3 separate regions of the Homo sapiens genome follow, and all the other regions are linked to region 1. The links are chromatin loops, found by intact Hi-C in ENCODE. Cell type or tissue: mammary epithelial cell. All regions are shown on one strand. Links, peaks and the distances in the headings refer to the core of each region. The heading gives the core; the rest is flanking DNA.

Evidence for each region. Hi-C counts contacts between places; a loop is a spot of excess contacts. Peaks named below come from ENCODE experiments on the same cell type or tissue, not always from the same donor. Only the 100,000 strongest peaks of a DNase experiment are listed, where the experiment ranks them.
Region 2: a loop joins it to region 1, with 6 times the contacts of the local background. A loop is called at or near these places in 2 of 110 quality-filtered maps.
Region 3: a loop joins it to region 1, with 4 times the contacts of the local background. A loop is called at or near these places in 7 of 110 quality-filtered maps.

Annotation. Positions count from the first base shown.
Region 1 is chr22:32,373,433-32,383,450 of GRCh38, forward strand. It overlaps LOC339666 (a long non-coding RNA gene), which reads left to right and starts at 3,232. Exons shown (of 3, transcript NR_038918.1): 1 at 3,232-3,289; 2 at 3,894-4,305; 3 at 9,824-10,018. It also overlaps the pseudogene IGLCOR22-2. In mammary epithelial cell, for the core only: a CTCF peak has its summit at 5,444; a DNase peak (open chromatin) is centred at 7,789; H3K27me3 peaks cover 195 bases.
Region 2 is chr22:32,438,533-32,448,550 of GRCh38, forward strand. It overlaps BPIFC (BPI fold containing family C), which reads right to left. Exons shown (of 17, transcript NM_174932.3): 5 at 8,680-8,808; 6 at 7,309-7,464; 7 at 7,103-7,166; 8 at 4,139-4,199. Among named protein-coding and RNA genes, the nearest start is that of BPIFC, 21 kb to the right of the region's middle. In mammary epithelial cell, for the core only: a CTCF peak has its summit at 5,810 (motif pointing left); no DNase peak of the experiment used is centred there.
Region 3 is chr22:32,103,307-32,113,198 of GRCh38, forward strand. SLC5A1 (solute carrier family 5 member 1) reads left to right here. Exons shown (of 15, transcript NM_000343.4): 14 at 1,480-1,585; 15 at 6,684-9,723. The coding sequence ends at 6,907. LOC105373000 (a long non-coding RNA gene) reads right to left here. Exons shown (of 3, transcript XR_938172.3): 3 at 3,551-3,636. Among named protein-coding and RNA genes, the nearest start is that of C22orf42, 51 kb to the right of the region's middle. In mammary epithelial cell, for the core only: a CTCF peak has its summit at 535; no DNase peak of the experiment used is centred there.

The DNA of each region.
Region 1 (10,018 bases), core at 948-8,947:
TTGAAATTATAACTAAAAGAATGTTTTTATTTGGCTATTATTCCAGTTGATTTCAACAATGCTAAGTGAAATACATGTATCAGAACAAAATCATGATGATGTCACAAATGTTAACTATCTAATAGCTACTGTAGGTCAGACTTTTTTTTAATTTGAGTCTAATTTGTTTCTTCCATCTTAAAACTCTCTAACATGAATTAAAGGGCTAAAAAGATGTACTGATTAGACATTTTTGATTAAAGGTTTGGTAAACTAAACAGTACTTTCATCTAGCATTAGGAATATTGAAAGCAAGAAAATGGATTATTTAGTAACTATGTAAAATGCATTAGTATTAGAGTTGCATTACTTAGTATTGTGGTTGTCATCTAGCTTTTTTTTTTTTTTTTTTTAAACGGAGTCTTGCTCTGTCGCCCAGGCTGGAGCGCAGTGACGCGATCTCAGCTCACTGCAACCTCTGCCTCCCGGGTTCACGCCATTCTTCTGCCTCAGCCTCCCGAGTAGCTGGGACTACAGGCGCCCGCCACCACGCCCGGCTAATTTTTTGTATTTTTAGTAGAGACGGGTTTTCACCGTGTTAGCCAGGAAGAAATGTTAGTGTAGAAAGGTAATATATTCCAAAAGAATCTGTTTTTCTTAATGAAGAGTATCCACACAGACACTCATAGCAAAAAAAATTATAAGATGCATCAGAGATAAATAAAATAAAGTGTAGTCTTCCTAGAGCTGGATTTAGTTTCTGGTTTGATTTATTTTAACGACAGACATAAGAGATCACTTCGTAATGAAGTACAATTTCACACTATAGAAACAGAGTAAAAATATCTTTTTGAAGAAAATGCCAAATCTACCTTTAATCTCAAGGAAATAGGATCGCTCAAATAGATCTGTTAGCATGTTACATATTAATAGACAACCTGCTGTGTAAATTACTTAAAAGCCATCTTTTGCAAAAATTTTCTCCCATTCTGTAGGTTGCCTGTTCACTCTGATTATCGTTTCCTTTGCTGTGCAGAAGCTCTTTAGTTTAATTAGATCCCATTTGTCAATTTTGGCTTTTGTTGCCATTGCTTTTGGTGTTTTACTCATGAAGTCTTTGGCCATGCCTACGTCCTGAATGGTATTGAGTTCATGTCCTTTGCAGGGACATGGATGAAGCTGGAAACCATCATTCTTAGAAAACTAACACAGAAACAGAAAACCAAACACCACATGTTCTCACTCATAAGTGGGAGTTGAACAATGAGAACACATGGACACAGGGAGGGGAACATCACACACTGGGGCCTGACGGGGGTTGGGGGCTAGGGGAGGGATAACATTAAGAGAAATACCTAATGTAGATGATGGGTTGATGGGTGCAGCAAACCACCATGGCACGTGTATACCTATGTAACAAACCTGCACGTTCTGCACATGTATCCCAGAACTTAAAGTATAATAAAAAAATAAATAAAAATTTAAAAAATGGTTAAAAAGCCATATTTTAAAAGGTTTTTAAAATTCACAACATACTCCATTTTTGATATAACTTCTAATATTTCTTCTCTGTGGTAGAAATTTGTTCCTGAGAAATAAGAGGCCAAGGATATTACAAGAGCACAAAAAGTTTACATAAATGTGTTAACATTTTAAAGGCAACTATATATGAATAACATTAAAACATTGTTAAAAATTTATTAGAATGAATAATAAAATCATCAAGTTTATACTTAATAAGATCAAATATATTGCTTATATAATTTTAAAAGTAGTGCAGAATGTTTATTATTCTAGTCTCACTAAAAATGATAAACTTCAAACATATCTATAGGAAAATAATTACAAAACTCAGCAAGTAATATGGGAGATAATTTGAAGAAATGTTGAAATAGTTTCTTACATAAAGACACTAGGTATTTCTTTCATAAAGGACACTAGGTAAAAGTTCCAGCAATGAGTAGGGAGGTGATCTAGGTACATTTTATTATTGATTATTGATACAGGTTTTCTCTTGAGAAAGTGCACAGTTGGGCTCTTCTCTCTCTCTCCTCTCTCTCTCTCTCTCTCTGCAAGACAGTTAACAACAATAAAACCCACCTGGTCAACCCATCGACAACACTCAGCTTTATCCCTATCCCTCTCTCACCGTTCCTCTAGGGACACAGTTACCCTGTGGTTTCTCCTGGGTTCTTTCTCCTTCCTCCTCCAGATCCCTGGGATCAGCCATCAACCCTCCTGATACCCCCTCTCCTGTTTGGCTGCCTTCAGGCTCTTTGTTGAACCTGACACCAAAGGATGTCTTTTTAAACTGTCAGTTTCATCTATTCTGCCTCCAGTTCACAACCCGAAACAATCCCAGATAATGAATCAAACCAAACCCCTCACTGACACACAAGGACCTCTACAGTCTGGATTCAAATGTCCTTACCTGACTTGACACTTACACTTCACTTGTTCAATCTTCTCATCAATGATGTATTCTGTCATCCCCTCAGCATATCATTGCATTGAAAATGTCTCTTTTTTTTTTCCAAAGCCCTATCTTTCCAAAGCTAGTAATGTGTGAGTATTTGTTCCAGAGCAGGACCCCACAGCCCAGTGAGACCCAAGTCACAATCACCTCTTTCCCTGGCCTCTGTGGAAGGAGCTGCCCAGGACTTTGCTCCCAGAGCCCTCTGCAGCCTCCCCGCAGCCTCCTTTCATTGGGTGGAGGTGATATTTTGCCCATGTCCTTCTAGTAATGCAAGAAAAACGTATTGAAAAATGCTGTCTTTCTTTTAGTATCAGCAACTTGGGCCATGGCCCAGGGCGTGGCCATAGATACTTCTAGACTGACACTCACTAGGCTCTCAGGCCGACACCACTCACATGACTTCTACTGAGGGAATGCAGTCTGGCGAGAGAGCAGCAGGAGACACTGTGGATCTCAGGGTCTGTGCAGTGGGCAGCCACAACTGTGCCAACCCCCTCCTACCCCACAAATTCCGCAGGGCTGGGTGATGGAGCCTGCACTCACTGAGGCTGACCTGGAAGCTGTGCCCTCCCTGGGTGTGGTTCCAGCACCCACTTCTTCCCAGGTCTGGCCTGTCGGACTTCCCCTGTCCACCAGCCCCTAGGACTTGAATAAATACATGGGGTAAAGTAGAGGCAGGCAATGTGGGGACACATTGGCATCTGTAACTCCTCCTCTGTGAGGTCAGTGGAAGGGATAAGAGAGGCCTGGAGCAGCCCACTCCAGCTCTGGACCTCAGAAGGGCTGTGTCCACCATGGCTCCTGTCCTCCTGCTGCTCCTCTCTCACTTCCCAGGTAAGGACAGGCCTCCCACGTCCAGGGCAGGTCCCCCAGGCTTCAGCAGTCCCCTCTGGCTCAGATCTTCCAGCAACTTCATGCTGGTAAGTGAGCCAGCAGCCATATCCACCTGTGTCTGCAGGTTCCCTCTCCCAGCCTGTGCTGACTCAGCCGCCCTCCCTCTCTGCATCTCTGGAAGCACCAGCCGCACTTCCCTGCATCCTGAGCACTGGCGTCCATGCTGATTTCTATTGGATATACTGGTACCAGCATAAGCCAGGGAGCCCTCCCTGGTATCTCCTGAGCCACTACCAAAATGTACTTCATGACCAGGGCTCCAGGGTCCCGAGCTGCTCCTCTGGATTGATGGAAGGCTGGTCCAATAAAGGGCTTTTGCTCATATCTAAGCTCCAGTCTGAGGACGAGGCTGACTAATTACTGTGTGATTGAGCACAGCAGTCCTTCGCACACTGACACACAGGTGGGGAGGCGGGATAAAACCTCAGCCTGCTCAGAGTCTTGTTCTCTGACAATGTTTAGATATTAAAATAACTCACATATACAAACTTCACAGGAAAGCACTTTCTGGCTCAAAAAATACTCTCTTCTCAATTCTCCATAGAATGTTTCTGAAGTCTCAGGAATGCTGAAAACAAAAACAAAAACCTCCTGATACACTGCGGTGTTGCCCGGTTATCTAGATGAGCAAAACTCAGAGCCTGTGGAGTTGACTTTTTTATTATTATTATTTTTTGGAAGAAGAGAAATGAGCCTTTCCTAGTTTTCTTTTCGGCCAGAGGCCGGAGACCATTCAAGCAGGTAGACAGTCGCTACAGCATGGACTACTGTCTTTGAGGGATCAGAGCAGAAACCTCCTTGTCCCTCTCCAGTCACCTCCCTCCAACCCCGATCATCTGTGCTTGGGGCTGCCTGAGGCTCCCCGTGACCCAGGGATGAGGCACTAAGGTGTGAAATGAGTGAGGACACAGGTCCCAGGGGAGTTCCAGCGAAGATGTGGCCAGAGTCACTCACAGGTAGGTACCTGCACCTTCAGTGTTCATGTCAGGAGGTTGGGGGTATGGATGGGGGGAAATGAGGGCCTGAGGCCAGCAAACCTCTCTGTGGAGCGTGAGAGGGTGAAGGCGAGGCTCCACCATTGCTGGAAAAACACCATGCCTGCTCTGGGGAAGTTGGGGGATGTTGATTTCATGGATGTGACTTTCCTATAGCTGATCCCACTCAGGACCACAGGGACCCCCATGGGTGATTTTCTCAGAGACCACAGAAACTATCTTGTGTTTTCTCCTCTCATACCTTACCATTGGAGCTTTTCAACAGTCCAGGTGGCGGGGAGGGTTGTGGGACATCAGGGAGTAGGAACTCCGCAACCTGTGCATGCAGAATTCCCCTTGTAAAGCTCTTGTTGTGCCCCAGACCCTGAGGTCACCTTCTCCTGCACAAGGGGCAGTAGAGACATTGGGAGTTACCATGGCAACTGGTGCCATGGACTCTGAGGCAGAGCCACTGTGTTTGTCACCTAGGACAGGGAGGATGGACCTTCAGAGATTTGAGCCTCATTATCCAGATGCAGGTTTGTCAATAGAAACCCTCTGTCCACCTCTGGACTCCAGCATTATGGGTAAGGCTGATTGTCTCTGTCACATAGCTGAACACAGCCTCATAAACAGAAAGAGCTCCTGATCCATGGAAAAATGGATAAAAATGTTGTCCCTCTCATCTTACCAGAATGTACGTTGGGCCAAATAGTGGCCATGGCACTAGCTGTGTAGGTGGCAGCTGCAGAGCCAGGGGCAGTGGATGGGCCAGGGGGATACGGCAGGGTGGGTGCTTGTGGGGTCAAGGTAGAAGTGGTGAGTAATGGCCCCCCAAGGTTGAATGTGTTTTGGTGCCTGGGGCTGGCTGGCCTCCAGGAGGCTGGGGCTGGACTGGAGCTGGAGGTGGCAGGCCTCCAAACTGGAAACAGTGGTCAAAGGTGGGGATCTGTGCTGCTGCCCCACAGGGGCCCCAGATATGGGCTAAGCAGTGGCTCCAGGGTTAGTGGAAAGTTTCAAATTTGGGGTGGGGCCACAGAACCCCAGTGCAGGAAGGTGGTAGTGTCCTTGGCTGAGGCTGTGCTGCCACCTAGGGATGTGGGAAGGGTCTGGAAAGATGGAAAGTAGTTCCCACTGGAGCCAGCAGGAGGCCCTAGAATGAGAGGCTAGGAAAGGGGAGTGGTGTCCGTGGGGGTGACAATGGTGTCCACTGGGGAGCCAGTCCTGCAGATGTGCTGGCTGAGGGCCTGGAACTGGCTGCACATGCAGCGAATGGCTGACCAGGGAGAGAGGGGCCTTAGGATCCATGAGGAGAGAGAGGCCCTGAGTGAAGAAGACAGGAGAATGCATACACATTTTTGTTGGGGTTGACTACTTCATTATGGGGGTGCTGCGAGACATGAGGAAGGCTGAACTGGCACCTGCTGCAGCTGTGGCTAAGGCCGTGGGGCAGGCCTCAGATGTCTTGAGCAGCCACCAGCCTGGGTCAGTGCCCTCTCTTCCTCTCTTTGAAGAGCTAGACTTGTATCCTTGCTGCCTCACCCATGAGCATCTCTGTTCCTGGTTTCCTCTCCGAGTATGCACTGACTCACTCACCTCCCTATCTTTATCTCTGAGAACTTCGAGACTTGCCTGTGCTCTGAGCAGTGGCTTTAATGTTGATGACTTTGTGACCATGTGGTATCAGCAGAAGCCAGGGAATCTTCTCTGGGTTCAACTGTACTCCTCAAGTCCACTGTGGGGATTAGAAATCCAGGGGCTTGGCTGGGCACCGTGGCTCACACCTGTAATCCCAGCACTTTGGGAAGCCGAGGTGGGTGGATCACAAGGTCAGGAGATTGAGACCATCCTGGCTAACACAGTGAAACCCCATCTCTACTAAAAATACAAAAAATTAGCCGGGCGTGGTGGTGGGAGCCTATAGTCCCAGCTACTCGGGAAGCTGAGGCAGGAGAATGGTGTGAACCCGGGAGGCAGAGCTTGCAGTGAGCTGAGATCGTGCTACTGCACTCCAGCCTGGGCAACAGAGCGAGACTCCATCTCAAAAAAAAAAAAAAAAAATTACTGTGAAAAATATTCCATTACATATTCCCAAGCAAATGAGCTGCATCTTCTTTACTGTATTTTACAATTTAGTACCACAATTTTAGGCCTCAATCTTCTCTTCACATCACTGGTATTTTAAATTTGGCAATAAATATGAAATTCCTTTTGACTTACAGACTCATTATATTATTACTTTGAAAACGCATTAATTTCTTAGGAAGGTTTTGAGCCTCTATCTTTTTTTGAGTTAATATTTAAATTCTCTGCTTATTTTAATAGCCTGTACTAAGTGAAAATAGTATTTATGCAAGTAAACAAATCACTATAGGTGTTCAAGACTTTAATTTTAAATTTTGTCATCATTGAGGTTTAAATTTTTTACCTGCTGTCCACTTAAAATGTATATTAACAGCTTGTGACGTAAAATAGTTTTAAGTATGATATACGATGCACCTGCATATAAATGAAGATGGCGTGCACAAAGACACTTTGCTATGGGAACTGTACTGGAAGATTTATGAAAGCATGTGAAATTGCACCTAAAATTGTGCTATTAGTGACTATAAGCAGCAATGCTAAATTTATTGTACTTGATGAATGAATGTATTTAGTCTAGTGACAATTACTTTGGTTTAAATGTGTAAATGTCTTGAGTTTTTTTTTTAAAGTGTAATTTGTACTATTGTGGGGGTGTACTTGGACTGCAGGGGTTATTGTCAATGTGTGATTTGTGTTTTTATTTTATGTATAATATATATTTATTTTATATAGTAGATGATTTCATAGAATCATCTAATGTGATATATCAATTTTTTTTTATTTTGAGACGGAGTCTTGCTCTGTCACCCAGGCTAGAGTGCAGTGGCGCGATCTCGGCTCACTGCAAGCTCCACCTCCCGGGTTCATGCCATTCTCCTGCCTCAGCCTCCTGAGTAGCTGGGATTACACGTGCCTGCCACCACACCCGGCTCATTTTTTTTTTTGTATTTTTAGTAGAGACGGGGTTTCACCATGTTGGTCAGGCTGGTCTTGAACTCCTGACCTCAGGTGATCCACCCGCCTCGTCCTCCCAAAGTGCTGGGATCACAGGCGTGAGCCACAGCAACTGGCCAGTGTGGATTTCTAGAGAGGGGGAATTCTTCTCCACACTTGTTGGGGAAGTAAACTAATACATACACTACGGAAACAATGTGAGGCTTCCTCAAAACATTAAAACTACAATGACCATTTCCGCTAGCAATTGTACTGCTAGGTATACATTCAACCCACATGAAATTGGTACATGGAAGAGAGAGGTGGTGGACTGCAGCACTATTCACAGCAGTCAGGGAAATGAATCAACCTACCGTCCATATGCAGATGAAAAAATAAACTCCCATGTGTGTACACAAAGGACGACTCTTCAGCCAGGAAAATTCGATGACATCACCTCATGGGGAGCCCTGTGGTTGTACCTGGAGGATGTGATGGTAAATGAAATGAGCCAGGCAGAGAAAGACAAACCTTGTATTATCTCACTCATACAGAATCTAAAAAAAAAAAACTTGATCTCAAAGACCTAGAGAGTGTAACAGCGGTTACTAGAGCTTGGGGGAAGAAGGGAGGATGATAAGGGATTGGAAATAGGTGCATAAAAAATTACCACTAAAGTATGCAAATATAAATATGTGGGACTAGGTAAAACTTTAGGATTTCTACAGAGCAAAGGAAACAATGAACCAAGAGTCAAGGCACCCTAAAAACTGAGAGAGAATTTTGGAGAAAATTCTATCTCTGAAACGGATTCTCATCTAACATGTACAACAAACTGACACGACTAAGGTGAAATAAACAGTATCAACAACAAAATGAAAAACCCCTGCAACCTCAAATACCCAATCCTAAAGGACCTGAATAGACCCTGTCTGAAAAGGAGACATGAAATTGACACAAATGAAAAGTTTCTCACAATCACTAATTCTCACAAAAACATAAATCAAAATCACACTCAGTTACTATTTTATTTCACTAAAAATGCATATTACCAGGCCAGGTGTGGTGGCTTATGCCTGTAACCCCAGCATTTTGGGAGGCCAAGGGGGGGTGGATCATGAGGTCAGGAGTTCAAGACCAGCCTGGCCAACGTGGTGAAACCTCATCTCTATTAAAGATACAAAAAATTAGCCAGATGTGGTGCCACGTGCCTGTAATCCCAGCTACTCAGGAGGCTGAGGCAGGAGAATCGCTTGAACCCGGGAGGTGGAGGTTGCGGTGAGCCGAGATCATGCCATTGCACTCCAGCCTGGGTGACAGTGTAAGACTCCATCTCAAAAAAAAAAAAAAAAAAGCATATTACGAAAACAAAAACAATAATTTTTGAAGGGGATGGCCAGTGCAGACGTGCAGAAAGGAAAACTCTCATACACTATAGGTAGGAATTAAATCACTCTACACACTGTGAAAAACAGTTGGAAGTTCCTCAAAACGCTAAATACAACTACCGTTTCAGCTAGCAGTCCTACCACTGGGTATACCTTTAAAGCAAGTGAAATCCTCATGTTCAAAAGAGGTATCTGCCTTCCCATGGTGACTGAAACACTAGTCACGACAGCCAAGGTACAGAATAAACCTATCTGTCCATCCTCAGGTGAAGGGATAAAGAAAATGCCGTGTGTGTGTGTGTGTGTGTGTGTGTGTGTGTGTATGTATATATATATATATGTATATATATATGTGTGTATATATATATATATGTATATATGTATATATATATATAATGAAATACTCTTCAGCCATAACACTCCAGGAAATCCTATCACCTCTGCAGCCAGGTGGAGAAAGCTGGAAGACATTAGGTAAACTATGAAATGACCCTGGTTGGAGAGAGATCTACACTGCATGATCTCAGGCATGCAGGATCCAAAAAATTTATCTCCTAGAAGCAGAAAGTTCAATAGCGGTTACCAGAGGCTGGGAAGAGGAGGAGGCCTAGGCAAGGAATGGTGAGCCGAACGCTCCCCACTCCAAATGTATTTACTTGTTTAGAGACAGAGTCTTGCTTTGACATCCAGACTGGAATGCAGCGGTGCCATCATGGCTCACTGCAGCACCCACCTCCCAGGCTCAAGTGGTTCTTCTGTCCTAGCCTCCCAACTGGGACCACAGAAATATGCGAACATTTTCAGCTAATATATATTTTTTTAATTTGTAGGGACAGGGGCTCCCTATTTTGCCCATGTTGCTCTCAAACTCCTGGGCTCAGGCAATCCTCTCACCTTGACCTCCCAAAGTGCTGAGATTCTAGGCTTTAGCCACCATGCCTGATCGTATGTTTACATGTTGAAATTCTAACCCTCAATCTCATGGTATCAGGAGGTGGGAGGTAATGAGGTCCTGAGGGTGGAGCCCGCATGAATGGGATTGCTGGCTTATTAAAAGGAACCCCAGAGAGCTCTCTTCTCCCTCTCTCTGCCAGGCGAAGACACAACCTGAAGTCTGCAGTCTGCCACACAGAAGACAGTCCTCACCAGGGCCCAACCAGGCTGGCACCCTGATATCCGACTTCCAGCCTCCAGAACTGGGAGAAATACAATTCTGTCTGCCCTGGGGATGAGCTCCCCAGGCTATGGCTCTTTGCTCTAACAGCCTGAACTAGCATAGAAGTGCTATC
Region 2 (10,018 bases), core at 932-8,931, 65 kb after region 1:
AGGCACCCACCACCACACATGGCTAATTTTTGTATTTTTAGTAGAGACAGCGTTTCACCATGTTGGCCAGGCTGGCTTCGAACTCCTGACCTCAAGTCATCCACCCACCTTGGCCTCCCAAAGTACGGGGATTACAGGAGTGAGCCACCACACCCAGCCCTATATAGTTATTTTTTAAAAAGGAAATTAGTACAAACACAAAACTCATATCAATATTTAGAGATATGTATTGGCTTGGTATAATGAAAGACTCTTCAGTTTGATGTTATAAATTGCAGTTAGAACTTTTTTTTTTTTAACAAGGAGTATGCTTTACTGTTGTCATTAGAAATATTTTTAGAAACAGATTGTGTGAGAGAAAATAAAGTCCACTAAATTGGAGAGGCCAAGGAGATTCTTAGGCACAGTGCTGCTAATCCAAATAATTTTATGTATTATCATTTTCAGAATAAAGCAGAAGTCAAGGGGACCAGGGTGCAGTGGTGGGTGAAGTTCCAGAAAGCACAGATTGGGCTGGGTGTGGTGGGTCACGCCTGTAATCCCAGCACTTTGGGAGGCTGAGGTGGGCGGATCACCTGAGGTCAGGAGTTTGAGACCAGCCTGACCAACACGGAGAAACCCCATCTCTACTAAAAATACAAAATTAGCAAGGTGTGGTGGCACGCGCCTGTAATCCCAGCTACTTGGGAGGCTGAGGCAGGAGAATCTCTTGAACCCAGGAGGCGCAGGTTGCGGTGAGCCAAGATTGTGCCATTGCACTCCAGCCTGGGTAACAAGAGCGAAACTCCGTCTAAAAAAAAAAAAATAAATGAAAGCACAGATTTTAGTCTCTGAAGCTAGTTGTATGTGCAGTGACTCAGGGCTCAGGTTTCCCACTCGGCTTTGGAGAGCTGCTTTCCTGACCACCATTATGTGTTCTACAATATGAAGACCTACTCCCTGTTCTAGAGAAAGTTACCTGAGCATCATGTCTTCTCTTTTCTTGCATGTCATAGATGGAGATGAAAAGCAAGAAGAGATGAAGTATCTTGCTAAGATAAAGGAATAATATTATCCTAAGCCACCATAGTTTTTATTTTTTATTTTTCACTTTTTTTTTTGAGACAGAGTCTTGCTCTGTCACCCAGGCTGGAGTGCAGTGGCACAATCTTGGCTCATTGCAACCTCTGTCTCTCGGGTTCAAGTGATTCTCCTGACTCAGCCACCCAAGTAGCTGGGATTACAGGCCTGCGCCACCACCTCTGGCTAATTTTTGTATTTTTAGTAGAGACAGCATTTCACCCTGTTGGCCAGGCTGGTCTTGAACTCCTGACCTCAAGCGAGTTGCTCGCCTCAGCTTCCCAAAGTGCTGGGATTACAGGTGTGGGCCACTGTGCCTGGCCATTGCCACAGTTTTTAAAATACTTTCAAGTTGTTACTCTGAGGGACAGCAATCATTTCACAGATGTGGTGAGTGAGGCTCAGAGGTAAAGGAACTTGCTCAAGGAAAGCTAGAACATGGTGATCCTTGGCTACTTCTTTCCTCACTACATCTTGTTTTCCTTCCCTACATCTCCAATCCATTCATTTTCTTTCATCCATCTGCATCCATTTATCAGTCTAATATATATATTTTTTGAGACAAGATCTCACTTTGTCACCTAGACTGGATCTTGGCTCACTGCATGATCTTGGCTCACTGCAGCCTCAACCTCCTGGGCTCAAGTAATCCTCCTACCTCAGCCTCCCTGTAGCTGGGACTAAAGGCGCACGCCACCATGCCTGGCTAATTAAAAAAAAATTTTTTTTATATAGAAACAAGGTCTCACTATGTTGCCTAGGCAGGTCTTGAACTCCTGACCTCAAGCAATCCTCCCACCTTGGCCTCCCAAAGTGCTAGGATTACAGGAGTGAGCCACTGCGCCTGATATTTCTTAATCTAATGGGCTAGGTGCTGTGCCTGACGCTGGGGGCACAGCGGTGAGTCAAAGTTCCTGCACCCAAGGAACTCATAGTCTTGGGGAGTAGACAGATATATCAACAGGAAATTATAATACAACACAGCAAAGGCTGATCTAAACTGGGCTCCTGATGATCCTGCTACAAACTTGTTCTTAGGTTCTTTCCCATCTCAATAAATGCTAAATCCCTTCTTCCAATTTTCCAATTGCTTAGGGTTTTACCCACCAAAGTCACCCTTCACTCTTCTCCTGACCTACATTTGATCTGTTGCACAAAAACCACTGTCTTGACCTTCAAGGTACATCCAGAATCCCAACATGCCTTACCATCTTCATCACCCCACCCTAGGCCGGCCACCATCATTAATTGTATGGGTCACTGCACTCATCTCTTAAGTAGTCTCTTTGCTTTTGCCCTTGACCCCCTTCCTTCCTGTCTATTTTTTTTAGCACAGAAGCCAGACCGATCTCCTTAAACTGTAAGTTAAGTCATGCCGGCCTTACTCTTCAAAGGCATCCCATCTTAGATTAAGAGGTGGACTTTGCAGTCCCTACACATCCCTGAAGATCAAACCATCCCCTCTTCCCCATCTCTGGCCTCATTGCCTGCTCTCCCCCAACCCCCTGCTCCTAGTGTGTCCTTCTCACAGCCTCCCCAGCACACTTGAGATATTCAGCCTCAGGGTTTTTGTGCCTGCAGTTTCCTCGATCTGGAATCTTCATCTAGATTGAGCAGCAGCTCACTTTCTACTCCCTTTGGGTTTTTCTAGTAATGCCACCTGCTCAGTGGTGGCTTTCCTGGTCACTCTATCTAGAATGGAAATTCCTCTCCACCTCCTCCACTGCTTTATTTTTCTTCTTACCACTTATCACTGCCATAACTTAGATTTTACTTGTTTATCTTGCTTGCTGTCTGTCTCCTCCCACTACTCCCATGACGGCAGGTATGTCTGTTGCCTGGGAATACTGCTGCATCCCCAGCACCAAGAACAGTGCTCAGGCTATTTCAGGTGCTCAGCGCGCCATTGGTGAATGAATGGATGGAGTGCAAAGTGAGAGAGAGATGTCCAAAGTGTCATGTGAGCACAGAGGAGGCATAACTTTACGGAGTGGGGGCTGTCAGGTAAGGTTTCCTGGAAGAGGCTATGTCTGAGCTGGGTCTTAAATATAAAGAGGAGGGAACACAACATATAAAGAGAGATAGAGAACGGAAAGGATTAAATCCTCCAGGGTTTAGCACAGTGCTGGCTAAACTCTGCAGGTTTAGAAATGGGCACTCAATATGTATCTGTTAAAGCAGCGGTCCTCAACCTTTTTAGCACCAGGGACCAGTTTAATGGAAGATGATTTTTCCATGGCCTGGGGTTGGGGGGGATGGTTTCGGGATGAAACTGTTTCACCTCAGATCATCAGGCATTAGATTCCCATAAGGCACATGCAACCTAGATCCCTCGCATGCACGGTTCACAATAGGGTTCGCACTCCTATGAGAATCTAATGCTGCCACTGATCTGACAGGAGGCAGAGCTCAGGCAGTAATGCTCAGTCGCCTGCCCACTGTTCACCTCCGGCTGTGCAGTCCAGTTTCTAACCTGTCTGTGGCCCAGGGACTGGGGACTCCTGGGTTAAAGGAATGAAAGGATGGAGGAGAGAGGAAGCTCTTCCAGGCAGAGAAAACAGCAAAAGCAAAGGCAAGGGGTGAGGAGGGCAGTGGAAACAGTTTGATTGCTGGGGCAGAGAAAGGTAAAGAGAAAGATGAAGCAGAGAGAGGTAAGTAGGAGATGGGGTGTGGTGAATCTTGTAGTCCATGCTAAGGTGCGAGGACTTGATGCTCAGGGCAGCCACTGCAGGCTGAGAACCCCAGAATAACCTGGTCAAGATCAGTGTTAATCCCTCTGAAGAGAAGGGATGTAATGTCACTGCTTGGGTTCGTGCTCGTGAGGGTTTAGTTCCTGAACCTACATCTCATCCCCCTGGAGCCACCCCTCTTGTGGCAGTGAAGTTAGTTATTAGCCAAAGAGTACATATGCCCTAAGCACAAGGCACATCCTCCCAAGCACCTTCCCGGGGCTCTAATTTGCAGAATATGAAGCAGGATGGATAGCTCAAGCTATACCGCCTTGAAAAGCAAACCCAGGCAGTACCAGCTTTTGAAGGTAGGAAGACAACCATCTGGAAAAGACAGTTCTAAGACTCACCCTCCAGTGTGCTGAGGTTGGCATTTAGCGCTTTGACTTCACTTGCAATAATGGGACAGAGCTGGCCACAAAGGAATAAAAAGAAAAAAGCAAGTTACCATGTTGTACTGGAAAGCCTTATTGATGGGCCTAGACCCTGCAAACAAAGGCCTTCTGGTTAGCAGTCATTATCCCTTTGGTCATCGAGACATTCTCTTAAATTTGTTGATGTCTATGGGCCTCGCTTTACGTAGATACGGGTGGTATGTCACTGAATGCCAGCTGAACTTTGTAGCAACTAGCACTACATCCAATCAGCCCTGTAAAGAGTGAGTGAGCCCTTGTCGTTTCTTTCTGTGACATGATAGGGCATGCGTCCCAGTCCATGCTGTTATACCCGAGGAACCTGCTGCTGGAGCTGCTGTATCTTTCCTGACTGCTGGGGGTGCCGCCAGCTTGCCATCTCCTCTAGGAGCGGTTGCATGCCCTACCTGGAATGGTTAGAGCTGGAGCTTTTTTTTTTTTTTTTTTTGAGACGAAGTCTCGCTCTGTCACCCAGGCTGGAGTGCAGTGGCGCGATCTCGGCTCACTGCAAGCTCCGCCTCCCTGGTTCATGCCATTCTCCTGCCTCAGCCTCCTGCGTAGCTGGGACTACAGGCGCTCGCCACTATGCCCGGCTAATTTTTTGTATTTTTAGTAGAGACGGGGTTTCACCGTGTTAGCCAGGATGGTCTCGATCTCCTGACCTCGTGATTCACCCGCCTCGGCCTCCCAAAGTGCTGGGATTACAGGCGTGAGCCACCGCGCCCGGCCCCAGAGCTAGAGCTTTTACTTTCCCCCTGGGCTAGTTGGAGAGCACATTATATCAGAGATCTACTTAGAGATCTATTTTGTTGCCACCTTTTTGGAATTTGAAAATTAGTCTTGAGTCACATTAATATTTTTAGGAAGGGGCAGAGGTATCAGCACTGATGTGCCTCTTGTGTGCTCATTGATGTGCTTGGCATAGTGGGTACAGCACAGGCTTGGCTGCCTGGGGCCGAGGGTTGAATCCCTTGGCAAGTTACTTGTATTCTTTGATCTCAGTTTCCACATCTGCAACATTTGCATGGGGATGATAATTGTGTCCACCTCATCACATTGTGAGTAGAAATGGAAGTAATCCATGTAAACTTGCCCAGCTTATAGTAAGCATTGAGTAAGTGTTAGCCGTTGTTAGTTTAACTCCATTTCACCTTCACTACAGCCTTGAGAGGGAGGCATGACGGTCCCCTAATTACAGATGGGAAAACCAAAGCTTAGAGAGGTTAAGTGAGTTGCCAGGTGTTGCATAGCCGGGATTTGAACTCAGTTTACACAGCTAGACAGCTGTGGTCTCAGCATTCTTTTCTATCTTCCAGTGGCACAGAGAGAATCACAGAAACATCTATTATCTTTAAGCCATAAATCAATTTCAGGCAAACTTAATTATTGGCTTCTGTGACATAACTCATTCTTCACTGGCCTCCTGTCAGAGGCAAAAGGACCGTGCCTCGTTTCAAACAGGGGAATGATCAAGTTTGGGGTCCTTGAGGATGACAGTGCACTTTGCCAGGGACTCTAATATGCACACTCATTGGCACTCAGCATCTGTCAGGTAAGGATGGAGAAGGACTATAAGGCTTCTGAGTCCTGGACAGCTGCGCCACCTCCTGGGATGAGCTGCTTGATGCTTCTGAGTGTTGATTTCCTTACGACTTTCATTAAGCACCTATAATGTCTGTCAAGCACCGAGCTGAGCACTAGAGAGATGGACGTGACCAGACCCTGTCTTTGTCCCTTCTTTTCCAGAAGAGTCTTCCTTCTTTTCTATTCCTCCTCATCCCTGTCCTTATCTCCCCCAAAATACAGGTAAACGGTTCAGGGAAGGTGTGGTCATTATTGGAAAGAGAGTGCATAGACAATTCCATCTTTCCCTTCTTCAGACACTGACTTCTGAGACTAGAAGCCTTATAGCTTTGGAAAGGATCTTAATATATTCTATTTTCTTAACTTATTCCTATTGTATGTCCTGGAAATACCTCTTCTTATCCTTCATTCCTTACATATACAAATCCTACCTATATGTTAAGATCTAGTTCAAGTTCTGCATCCTGTAAAAATTATCTCCCAGGACACTTCCAGGCCCTATTTCTTCAAAATTTTCCATTTCTCTGAACCTCTCCTGCTCAATCTAATGATCGTGTAACTGTATACTAAATTCAAGTACTCAGTTAGTTATTGTTTCACAAGCCCGAGTTTGAGCTTTTGAATACACAAGTGTATCCCTCTGTCCTATTCCCAACAGATCCTAGTCCATGGCAGCTGAGCATGCAATAGGTACATAATAAGTAAATTCTTGTTGGTTGTTTGCCCACCCTATGGTAAGAAATTTGAGAGATGTGCTGTTGCTTTCTTTATCTCTGCATCCCAAGCACCTACCACAATATTTGGCACATAGTAGGGATTTGAGAAACTGTTATTAAGTTGCAAAGGATATTTAATGTGTGTGAAAGTGCCTTGGATAGTGCCTAGCACACAGTAGATGCTCAATAAAGGTTTCTTGATTAAGAATTAATTAAAGGATTGGCCAGGCGCGGTGGCTCATGCCTGTAATCCCAACACTTTGGGAGGCCAAGGTGCGCGGATCACGAGTTCAGGAGATCAAGACCATCCCGGCCAACACAGTGAAACCCCGTCTCTACTAAAAATACAAAAAATTAGCCGGGCATGGTGGCGGGCACCTGTAGTCCCAGCTACTTGGGAGGCTGAGGCAGGAGAATCCCTTGAACCCAGGAGGCGGAGCTTGCAGTGAGCGGAGATCGTGCCACTGCACTCCAGCCTGGGCGACAGAGCGAGACTCTGTCTCAAAAAAACAAACAAACAAACAAAAAAGAATTAATTAAAGGATGATAGAACTTCTACTAATGGCATTTTACTGTGGTTGCCTAACCTCTAAAGACTCACCATTTCATTTAAGTTCTTTAAAATGGGTTTCTCCATGGGCTCAGCAAAGGAGTTATACAGAACACTGAGGAAAAAAATGAAAAAAAAAAAAAAAAAAAAAAGAGGTTACTCAGAGACCATAATCAGCCATTTGTAAACCTTCCCTAGGCGATGCCTGAGTATCCAGCCCCTAACTAGCCACTGCCCAACCCAGGGCTCTCATTCACCTGAGTTCTCCGGAAAATGAGACGTGGGCATGGCTCAGTTGGGCGTAGCAATCTTGGAGCTTCAGGGTAGGATGACCAAAGTCATTTCGGGTTAGGATAATGATACCGGTAAAGTAGACTCCGGAGAGAAACAGATCAGCCCCTCCTGTGTCTTGGCTGTTTAAAGAAGTGCAAGGTTATCCAAGCCTGAGTCAGGCACAGAGATGGATCTTGTTTCTCTGATTACCCAGAGACTCTAAGCTCCTGGACTGCAGTGACTTTGTCATGTTCACCTCTGACTTCCTTGCACCTACAACAGGTAGGAGCAGAGTGGGTGCTGATTGAATATTCCCAGAACAGACGAAGTACTGAATATGTGAAAGCTAACAGCTATTGGGATATTCTAATTATTTCACCCTGAGTGCTCTGGCCCTGGCAGCGAGTGAGCTTGTATTGAGCACCCTTCATATACAATGTTTGTTTGGGGAGAGAAAAGAAAGGGCAAGACTGGCAACACTTTATTCAGGAAGGGCATAGATGAAAAAGTGATGCTTAGATGTAGTCTGTGAACTCCTTGAGGGAGTGGATTGTGTGTTACTCATTTCCATGTCCCCAAGACTTAGCATGTGGCCTGACACAGAGTAAGTACTCAGCATATGGTTGATGAGTCATTGAATAAATGAATGAATACATGAATCTATGTTGCTGTGGGGAACGTGTCATTTCTCTACAATCTACAAGACTGGAGTTCTTTAGATGGGGATAAATGTTACACAGCAGGCACTCAATAAATGGTTGTTGACTGACTTAGTGGAAGAATGAATGTGTTATCCTGTGGCACCAACCAAGGCAGACCTAAACATTACACCCAGAACAGTGATTTACACATTGCAACTGGCCTGTAAAAGTACCTTGAATCTGATTTCCTCCTTCTACACGAGGGTGCAAAGGCCTTCCAGTTGGGCTCAGGCTTAAGCTGACTACCATTCTTCAACCTCTGTGTGAGGGAGAAAGACTCCATTTCCCATCACTTACTCCTGCAGATGGGGAAGTGTGTTGAATGGCTGGCTCAAGATCATGCAGTGATTTGTGGGTGATCGAAAATGTTGAGCATGCATCTGTTTCTCTGATAGTCAGGGACTTCTAGTTCTTAAGAGAATCTTAAATGACATTTGATCATATGCTCTGCCTTTAAGAGAAGAATGTTTTTCATCAAAACCCCCCAGTAGGATTTCCTAATTTAAGCCTCACCTGGAAAAAAATGCTTTTGAGAAAGATTGTTAATAATGAGGGAAAGAAGCCTATTGCCAAAAACATTGGTGAATTTCTACATTTTCCGTTTTTGCTCACATTCTCCCAGAACAGCTGCAGACATTTCAGTGGAATACTCACAAAAGTGGAGACTCGAACCCCCAGTCTGTGCTGATGTTGGCAGTGCCATGGTTGGTTAGCGCTTTGATTCCCACTCCAGGCACAAAAGCCAATGAGGTATTTGGAAATGAAAAGGCACTGATTTTTATACTGTAAAACCAGAAACAAGAAGTTAGGGCGACTCTTCCAGCACATCTCTTCAGTCAAGCAAACTTGGGAACACAGTTGCAGAGCTCTTACCATTGAGGCCATTGTGAACTCCTACAGAGAAAAGAACCTCCTGTCTGCAAGGCTGTCTCTGGGGAACTGCCTCCTAATTCTCCTCAAACTCTTACCAGGAAGTCCCTTGAATCCAGTTGATGAGGGAAATGAGCAAGTTTAGAAATATATATGTAATTTTTCTTCTCTCTCGCTCTCTTTTTTTTTTTTTTTTTGAGACAGGGTCTCATTTGTCTCCCAGGTTGGAGTGCAGTGGTGTGATCATAGCTCACTGCAGCCTCGAACTCCTGGGCTCAGGTAATCCTCCTGCCTCAGCTTTCCAAACAGCTGGGTCTACAGGCATGTGCCATCACACTTGGCTAATATTTTTTATTTTTTTTGTAGAGGCAGGATCTCACTGTGTTGCCCAGACTGGTCTTGAACTCCTGGCCTCCAGCAAGCCTCCTGTTTCAGCCTCCCAAAGTGTTGGGATTACAGGCATGAGACACCTCGCCTGGCCTAGAAATATATTTGTAAATAATCAAACAATCTACTTGTTTAGCTTATTTAAAGACAAAAAAAAGGCACAACATTGCCATCATTATTTTTCCTTCAGCAGTTCCAGTGTTTCACGAAAGGGGTGATATTTGTATTTTGCACGGCCCAGCTATTTTTTTTCTTTTTTCTTTTTTTTTTTTGAGACAGAGTCTCGCTCTGTCACCCAGGCTGGAGTGCAGTGGCACGATCTCAGCTCACTGCAATCTCCGCCTCCTGGGTTCAAGGGATTCTCCTGCCTCAGCCTCCCAAGTAGCTGGGACTACAGGCGCATGCCACCACACCTGGATAATTTTTTGTATTTTTAGTAGAGACGGGCTTTCACCATGTTAGCCAGGATGGTCTTGATCTCCTGACCTGACCTCGTGATCTGCCCGCCTCGGCCTCCCAAAGTGCTGGGATTATAGGCGTGAGCCACTGTGTCCAGCCCTTGGCACAGCTATTTTTGTAGAGGACTATCATACACATTACAGGACATTTGGTGCATATGCCAGTAGTGTCCCTCCCCACCTGTCATTGGGACAATCAGAAACGTGCCTTCCTCCTATTTCCAAATGTCCTCTATGTGGACAGTATCTTTGCTAGTGGAGAAACTTAGAGAGTTGAC
Region 3 (9,892 bases), core at 1-8,000, 270 kb before region 1:
TCTGATGATTAGTGATGTTGACATGCCACAACATTCTTGGTCAGCCTCAGCAAAATTATACATCTTATATTCACATTCACATGACTTGCCATTGGTTTCACGTGGAAGGATACATGCCAGGAAACATGGTGTGCCAACAGGCTGATATCAAGCCCATGTCTTTAGTCAGAGTCCTCACAGTTGTCCACCCTTTATTCCAGGGCTTATTCTCTGAAACCTGCTCCCCAAGTGACAGCTCAGGTGCGTAAGATCACATGGGTGGTACAGGGCTACCTGGCTTAGAAGCCTATGTTCCAAATAGAAACTGGTATTTCTTTTGACAGTCCCATGGTCAAAGCTTTCAAAGGTCCCAACAAAGCACATACCTAGTTACAAAAATCAGTCTACTCAGGGAAACCCAAAATATAGTTTGCCTCTTGATTTTTTTTTCCAAATTAGTCCACCAAAAATTGACCATAGGATGTAAAACATTTCTAACAATATCAAAGTCTAATTGATTCAAGACTTCAAAAGTTGCAATTACTCTTCTTTAACTCTAGATGCCCCCATTGGTTTAGAATTCATTCATGGCTCTCCCAATTTAGATAAAGATGACCAATTATGAGCCATTTTTATTAGTAGTCTGGTAACCCAACACAGATTTCCAGGTTTCCAAGGGAACAGAGCCAGAAAGTTAACCCAAGGTCATATTTATTCCTAGAAAACAGAAGGATTTTGTTAATCCTTTACTTTACTCATGCATGCACAGACTATGGAATCCCTAAGAGACCTTCAACTTCATTGCCAAATTTTTAAGAGCTGTGACAAACCTAACGTCAAACAAAGACTGCTTTTATGGCAGCAGAACTGAATCACATCTATTTGCTGGACCTGTCACAGGCTTTCTTTGTGTTGTATCAACTGCTTCCTCATGTCTCAAGTCTTTGAAAGTATTACAACCCAAACACATTTCTAGTTGATGCCCTAGACCGAGTTCATGCTCTAGATCAAGTATTTGGTTCATGCTCTTGACTATGTCAATAGAAACTGTGCCTTCAGCTCTACCATATTCTATTATGGCTCATGATTCTAGCTTCTTATCCACATAATGTGACATAGTGCAAAAATCTGAACTTACACTCCTAACCTGGACAAATGGTTGTCTTGTTGCTTCCTACTGCCAGTGCTAAAAGGAACAAATTATTTATCACACACACACGTAAAAGAGTTCATTCAACAAACATTTCCATATGAGGCAATCTTTTAGCTCTGAATATGCATATATCATAGAGGCTAGTATATACATGTATATTACTTTTATCTAAGTTACCAATGTTTTTAGAGATAATGTTATGGATGAGAATCGTTGTGTATGTTCTTCCTGGTACTGAGATGCCACATTCCCTTCCCTTCCTTGATGCATATCTCTTTGCCCCCCCAACTTCTTGTCCCAAGATGCTATTTGGATCTTTCTGTTGACCTGTTCTGCCTTCTCTGCAGCTCTACCGTCTGTGTTGGAGCCTGCGCAACAGCAAAGAGGAGCGTATTGACCTGGATGCGGAAGAGGAGAACATCCAAGAAGGCCCTAAGGAGACCATTGAAATAGGTGACTTATGACCCAGAGCAGATCCTAAACCATAAAAGTTACTCCTACAACAACAAGACTTTACTGAAGTTCTTCCCTAAATAATTTTATCAGAGCTCAGATGTCTCCCCTCCAGGGCAGTGAGGAGTAGGGTGGGGATGAGATGGATAAGTGGGTTTGGGGAAGTTAACTCTGAGTTCAAGGGAAAGAAAGGGTACAGAATCATTCAAGCTCCCTCACCCCTCATATTTAAAAAATTTTTGTGAGTACGTAGTAGGTGTATACATTTATGAGGTACGTGAGATGTTCTGATGCAGGCATGCAATCATGCCTGCAAGCAAGCACATCATGGAGAATGGGGTGTCCACCCCCTCAAGCATTTATCCTTTGAGTTGCAAACAATCCAGTTGCACTCTTAATTTTTTTTTTTTTTTTTTTTTGAGACCGAGTTTCACTCTTGTTGCCTAGGCTGGAGTGCAATGGCGCAATCTCGGCTCACTGCAACCTCCACCTCCTGGGTTCAAGCGATTCTCCTGCCTCAGCCTCCTGAGTAGCTGGGAATACAGGCATGCACCACCACGCCCGGCTAATTTTGTATGTTTTTAGTAGAGATGGGGTTTCTCCATGTTGGTTAGCCTGGTCTCAAACTCCTGACCTTAGGTGATCTGCCCGCCTTGGCCTCCCAAAGTATTGGGATTACAGGCATAAGCCACCACACCCGGCCTTGCACTCTTAATTTTAAAATGTACAATTAAGTTTTCATTGACTATAGCCACCCTGTTGTGCTATCAAATAGTAGGTTAGTCATTCTTTCTATTTTTTTGTTGTACCCATTAACCATCCCTACCCCATCCCCAGACCCCCACTACCCTTCCCAGCCTCTGGTAACCATCTTTCTACTTTCTATGTCCATGAGTTCAATTGTTTTGATTTTTAGATCTCACAAATAAGTGAGAACATGAGATGTTTGTCTTACTGTGACTGGCCTATTTCACTTAACATAATGATCTCCAGTTCCATCCATGTTGTTGCAAATGACAGGGTCTCATTCTTTCTTTATGGCTGAATAGTACTCCATTGTGTATATGTACCCATTTTCTTTATCCATTCATCTGTTGATGGACACTTAGGTTGCTTCCAAATCTTAGCCATTGTAAACAGTGCAGCAACAAACATAGGAGTGCAGATATCTCTTCAATATACTAATTTCCTTTCTTTTGGGCATATACCCAGCAGTGGGATTACTGAATTATATGGTAGCTGTCTTTTTAGTTTTTTGAGGAACCTCCAAACTGTTCTCCATACTGGTCATACTAACTTTCATTCCCACCAACAGTGTACATCCTCACCAGCATTTGTTATTGCCTGTCTTTTGGATATAAGCCGTTTTAACTGTGATGAGATGATATATCATTGTAGTTTTGATTTGCATTTCTATGATTGATGATGTTGAGCACATTTTTATGTGCCTATTAGCCATTTATATATCATATTTTGAGAAACGTCTATTAAAATCTTTAGACCATTTTTGATTGGATTCTTACCCCTCATATTTGACAGCACTCAGTGAGTAAGTGTGGGTGAGGAATTTGCCACCCTGCCTTGATTTGAGGAATGGCCAGGGATAAGAGAAGAGTTGGAGCTCTTCTGACATAGCCTGTGAACTGAGGGCAGATGGAACCAAAGCTATGGCCAGTTCTAGTGACATCAAGATGAGGGGATAGAAGCCCTTGGGATCTTATGTCATACTGGCTTACAATATCAAATGCAGAAAATCAAATTTCTCTCGAAGACCAATGAAATAACGCTTAGTCAGTGCCCAGAGACTTATCCTGTAAGTTAATACTTTCTTCTACTTCAGTATTGCAACTTTTCCTCTCTATGTGGGAAACGTGCACACGTGGAGGATGGTTGTGGAGGTGTGTGGTGTGCAGAGCTATGGGGGCTCAAGGTCATATGTGCTTTACCTGGTGCTGGGCTGGAGGCCTCATATCACTCCATCTGAAGGAGAGCACAGGTGTAGCTCAGAACAGATTCTCAATCTGGCCATCAGGAACATCATAGAATCCTACCTGGGGAAAGAGCCCTAGAGATCATTTGGTCTTATCATCTCATTTTATAGACATGTAAATTGAGGCTTAGGGAGGGAGAGGCTGTGCCTAAGGTCTCAGCTTTGTTACAATCTGCTCTTGATCTTCGAGTACCTTTCAATTCTAAAACTTGTGACTGCAAATACTGGAGAGAGCCTGGAGCCACAGCAGCTGGCCATGGTGCTGAAAACAGCCCCTTCCTGCCTCCCTGGGGCAGGCAGGCAGGAACATGCCCTCTACTTCTCCTACCTCCAAAAATGTCTCCACACTGTGTAAGAATATCATAGATTTTAAAGGGACATGGATTAGGAGTATTTTGAGTGTCAAAAGATCTTATTGTGGAAGAAGAGATTATTTTTATGCCAGAAGGCAGACTTAACACTGGTGGGTGAAAAGAATTCATCCGATTTTAACTCAGAGTAAGGAGGCAAGATAGTGCAGAGATAGACTGTGAGATTTGGAATCAGGAAGAACTGGGATTTAATCATCATCAATTCTCTTCCTAATACTCTGGGAAAGTGATTCCATTGTTCTAAAGCTCAGATTCATCACATAAAAGTATTCTAAATGAAAACCCATGCCTCTTATGCTCTGCTGTAAGAATTGTCTATATTTACCACCATCATGATTGCTTTGAAGGAAGAGTTTCTAATTGAGTTGGTCTGGACAGGGATGAGCAGTATGTGTACATCTGTCAAGGATTCTGTAGAGGGAACTTCCGTACTGGCTAGAGATTTGACTTGGTGACCTCTGAGGTTCATGGCAGCACTCAAATTCTGTTGTGTCTTCATGAACTTAGGGTGAAATCAGACTGAACATCCTACCCTATTAAAGCACAATAAACTAAGCTATCTTTAGGGATTTTACAGACCATGAATGTCACATTCACCATTCTCTGAGAAACAGCAACACAAGGAAGCTTTGCAGGTGCATCACTGTCCCAGTATCATCATCCTCACCACCACCACCACCACCACCATCATCGATAATGATATGATCATAACATGTTTTAATTATAAACACTTTAGTGATTCATTTCAGCAATGCATCATCCTCTTAAGGCAGATAACGCAAGTACAATTCTTCCAATTTTCCTTCCTTTCCAGAACAGGAAAATGTGACACAGAGAATTTCCTAAGGCCATTCAATTTTTTTTTTTTTTTTGAGACAGAGTCTCACTCTGTCACCCAGGTTGGAGTGCAGTGGCACAATATCGGCTCACTGCAAGCTTCACCTCCCGGGTTCACGCCATTCTCCTGCCTCAGCCTCCCGAGTAGCTGGGACTACATGCCACCATGCCCTGCTAATTTTTTTGTATTTTTAGTAGAGACGGAGCTTCACCATGTTAGCCAGGATAGTCTCGATCTCCTGACCTCGTGATCCACCCATGTTGGCCTCCCAAAGTGTTGGGATTACAGGCATGAGCCACCACACCAGCTGGCCATTCAACTTTTTATTGGCCCAGAAAGTCATGTATTTCTCACTTGAGGTCATCAGTGATCCTAGCTTATTACTCCTTCTTTCCCACTCTGCTATTTTGGTGGAGTGAGTCAAAGGGGAGAGGTGTGAGTGTGTGAGACAAAAGAGAGAATAGAAAGAGACCTACACTTTTTGACATCTACTGTGTCAAGGGACATGGATTAGGAGTATTTTGAGTGTCAAAAGGTCTCATTGTGGTAGAGGCTCTACCACAATAAGAGAGGCTCTACCCCAATAAGAGCTAGAGGCTCTCTCATTAAATCATTAAATTCTTCATTAGTACAATGAAGAAGGTATTATTTATCCAATTCTTCTGATACATGAAGATAAGGGAGGTGAATTAACAAGACCATAAAGCCAGGTTTTGGTCCCAATTCTGACTCGTGTGAACTTGGTCACTGAGATTCTTTCCAGTTCTAAAATTCTGTGATGTTTTAAAGCTAAAATTCTGTGATGCTGGCCATGGTGACCTACATCTGTAATCCCAACATTTTGGGAGGCCAAGGTGGGAGTATTGCTTGAGTCCAGGAGTTCAAGACAAGCCTGGGCAACATACTCAGATACTCTACAAAAAAAAATTTAACTGGACATGGTGGCATGCACCTTTAGTCCCAGCTTAGCTACTAAGGAGACCGAGGTGGGGGGGATCATTTGAGCCCAGGAGTTCACGGCTGCAGTGAGCTATGATTACCCCACTGCACTCCAGCCTGGGCAACAGAGCAAGACTCTGTCTCTTAAAAAATAAAGATAAAATTCAGTGACTTGTAAAAATGGGAAAGTGCTTTGCAGGGTCTGTGACTGTGGTGCTGAAAACACAGTGGGCTTGATCTCTTATCTAGTGAGTGCCAGAGTGGGCATTTGAAACCAGGTTTGTCTACCTCCAGGGCCACGCCTGGGCTCAGAGGAGGGAATCAGTTCCCTTGGTGGGTATTCAATTTGAGCATCAGGGCCAGGTGTGGACAGTTTGATTAAGCAGTGCTGATATGTGACATTAGATCCTAAGCCTGGGAAGTATTGCTCATTGCTGCGCCGCAACAGGAGCTGTTCAGACCAGTTCTTACCACCTGGCTGGGTCTGTTGTGAAGCCTTAGAATGGACAGATGTAACCAACGCACTCCTGAATCATGCCAGCCAGACTGCTTTCTGGTGATGTAGTGAACAGATATGAGATTTTGTGTTTCAGAGTTGAGTTTTCCTTCCTATGGCACAATTCCCCAGCCTATTATTAATGTGTCTTTATTATAAACTATTATTTGATCTGACTGTTCCAAATCAAAATGAATTTGCATTGGGCCTGATAGAGATAAAACTTAGACTAGCTGATCCTAAGGATGCAGATAGTAAGACCATTTTGTCATTAAGTTTGTTGGAACATTTTCTACCGTTTTCATTCCTTAAAACAAGAAAATATGGGGGAAATTTGGGGAAATTTCTCATTTTTGGGAAATTTCTGCAGAATAGCAGATGCTTCATGGTGTGGCTTCTCCCCTGAAAACTTTTCTAGTCCATCCTGCTTCTGTGTCCAATAATTCTTCTATGCCTTTGCCCAGAAACACAAGTTCCTGAGAAGAAAAAAGGAATCTTCAGGAGAGCCTATGACCTATTTTGTGGGCTAGAGCAGCACGGTGCACCCAAGATGACTGAGGAAGAGGAGAAAGCCATGAAGATGAAGATGACGGACACCTCTGAGAAGCCTTTGTGGAGGACAGTGTTGAACGTCAATGGCATCATCCTGGTGACCGTGGCTGTCTTTTGCCATGCATATTTTGCCTGAGTCCTACCTTTTGCTGTAGATTTACCATGGCTGGACTCTTACTCACCTTCCTTTAGTCTCGTCCTGTGGTGTTGAAGGGAAATCAGCCAGTTGTAAATTTTGCCCAGGTGGATAAATGTGTACATGTGTAATTATAGGCTAGCTGGAAGAAAACCATTAGTTTGCTGTTAATTTATGCATTTGAAGCCAGTGTGATACAGCCATCTGTACCTACTGGAGCTGCAGAAGGGAAGTCCACTCAGTCACATCCAGAAAAAGGCAGACTAAGAATCAGAAGCCATGTGATTGATGTCTGACGTGAGTCTGTCTCAGGTAGATTCCGGGTGTCAGTGTGGTTTATAATCCTTGAATATTGTTTTAGAAACTTTGGTCTCCCTGGTTCCTGCCACTTTTCCTGTCCGTCCTCCTCCCCATTTTTTTTTTAAAAGAAAGCTGTTTTCCCCTCATCATATCCCTCTTGAGTTTTGCCTGGACTTTCCCTCTCAAGTGTGTCAATCAGGTAAACTGAGGAATGCATGGAAGCTGAGGATGGAGCTTGATGGGCTCCCTGTCCTGGGTGTTTGCTCTCTGAAGTGGAGGCCTGAGGAAGGTAGTACTTCCACAAAAGGGAGGGACCCGGGCCCCAGCCTCAAGCTAGTGGGGGAGGCAGATAGCCTGAATCCAGGGGATTTTCTGGGCTTCTTAAAATGTCCATTGTGAGTTCCCCGTGTTTGGGATTCCACTCATTTTGGCATTCACAGTGCCTGGAATGTCTTAGATTTTCAGCAATGCGTGTTGAATAAATGAATGACATAGGCATTTATTTTTAAATCTTTGCTTGCTTTTTACATGAGCCTGGCCCTTAGTTAACCTTTTCTTGTGGCTACACAAAGTATGCTCACTGGTTACTAATGACTTGGGATGCATTTGTCAAACTGATTATATTAGTTTTCTAGGGATGCCATAACAAAGTAGCACAGACCAGATGGCTCAAGCAGCAGACATTTATTTTCTCACAGTTCTAGAGGCTAGAAGTTGGAGGCCAAGATGTCAGCAGGGTTGGTTTCTTCTGAGGCCTCTCTCCTTGGTTGCAGATGGTCATATCTCACTCTGTCTTCCGTGGCCTTCCTTTTGTCTGTGTCCTAAATCTACTCTTCTGATAAGGACATCAGTCATATTGGAATAGGACCCACCCTAATGTCTTCATTTTAATCACCTCTTTAAAGCCCCTACCTCCAAATACAGTCACACTGTGAGAAACTGAGGGTTAGGAAGTCAGCAAGTGAGTCTTGAAGAGATACTAAACAAACCCACAACACAGATAAAGTATGCATTTTGGAGATTTCCAAGCCAGAGTCTCCCGTGAAAAAGGTAAACGGAAGCAGTTATTGTGCAGCAAAAGGAAAAAGAATTACAAACTGAACGTATGTAGGTGAGGCAAGGCAGGGTAGGGCAGGGCCTTTGGGTAGGCTGATCAGAGGGTTTTTCAACAATAAATCAATGGGAATGCATTTGTTGCTCCCAGGACCCTGGCACCTTGACTCTGGTACTATAGCATGTCAGCAAATACAAGCAAAGCCCAACACTCTGATTTGCATTTATGCCAATCTAAACTATCCGGTGTTTAGTTTGATTTTTTGAGTGCAGGTTCATTCAAGGACCAGGTTCCCTTGTGCTCAGGGTGAAGTAGAACCAGAAAACATCGTTATCCATTCCCAGAAGTTTTGGAAGAGCCTTGGTAGAAAAGCAGAAGCTGCTTTGACCGTGAAAATATTTGACTCCTATCAGTTTTTGGTCAGGAGAAGATATCCACCTAGACCAACCTGAGGAGAAGGCTCAGAGTACAGATATACCCCGAGCAACGTGATCAATGTCCTTGAACCTTCATTTTTCATCTGAAAACAGAGACATAAATGCCTGGCTCACAGATTTAAATGTTATACATTGACAGCATTTATCAGTATAACATTTATTTAAATAAGTAGGTGCTCAATAGGTGTTGGTCTTCTAACTTGTCTACATCCCATCCCCATTCCAGGGTCTTCAGAATTGAAGGAGAGATGTTGTATCACTGTTAGAAGGCTGCTTTGGGACATTCTGCAGCAGGGAGGAGGGACTGTCAACCCCTACACCATGACCACCAAGTTCCTCACCTTGGCTGAGTCCCTAAAACTCTCTGAACCTCAGGTTCCTCCAAGCATAATGCAGACTTCACAGAGCTGTTGTAAAGATTAGGTGAGGTCAATTGATACTGCTTAAAAGGCCCGGTCCGTAGAAAATGCCCAATAAACATTACTGCTTTCCCCCTCACCCTACTGCCTGAAAAAATATTACACCTGTGAGACTGACTTTGAGAACCAGTGTGGGTGGGGAGTTGTGCATATAAACTATTTAATGAGTACCAAACACAAAAGTCAAGCTTGTAAAATATCAGGCCTTGCCCCAGAAAGACAAATACCACATGATCTCACTGATATGTAGAATCTTAAAAAGTCAAACTCAGAAGCAGAGAGTAGAATGATGGTTATCAAGGGCTGGGGGAGGGAGGGACTGGGGAGATGTTGGTCAAATGATACAAAGGTTTAGTTAGGTGGAATAAGTTCAGAAAATCAATTGTACAATGTATCAATTATAGTTAATAGCAATATAACATATACTTGAAAATTGCTGAGAGTAGTGTGAGTGTTCTACCACAAAAAAATATGTGCAGTAATAGATGTTAATTACCTTAATTTAGTCATTTCACAATATGTACATATATAAAAATATGTTGTATGCCATGAGTATATATAATTATTATTTGTGAATTTAAAAAATAAAAATAATTTCCAAAAAAAGTGACAGGCACTGGACACGTAGAGGAGGGGCCAGAATTAAGCAGATGGGCCCTAAAAGTCAATGGGGTCAGAGTTTTCTTTCCCTGGGTGCTGTAATGTACCTCAGCCATACCTACACACCTTTGATTTCAGAAAAGGCTTTCGGTCCTAACACAGCTCTACAAATCTC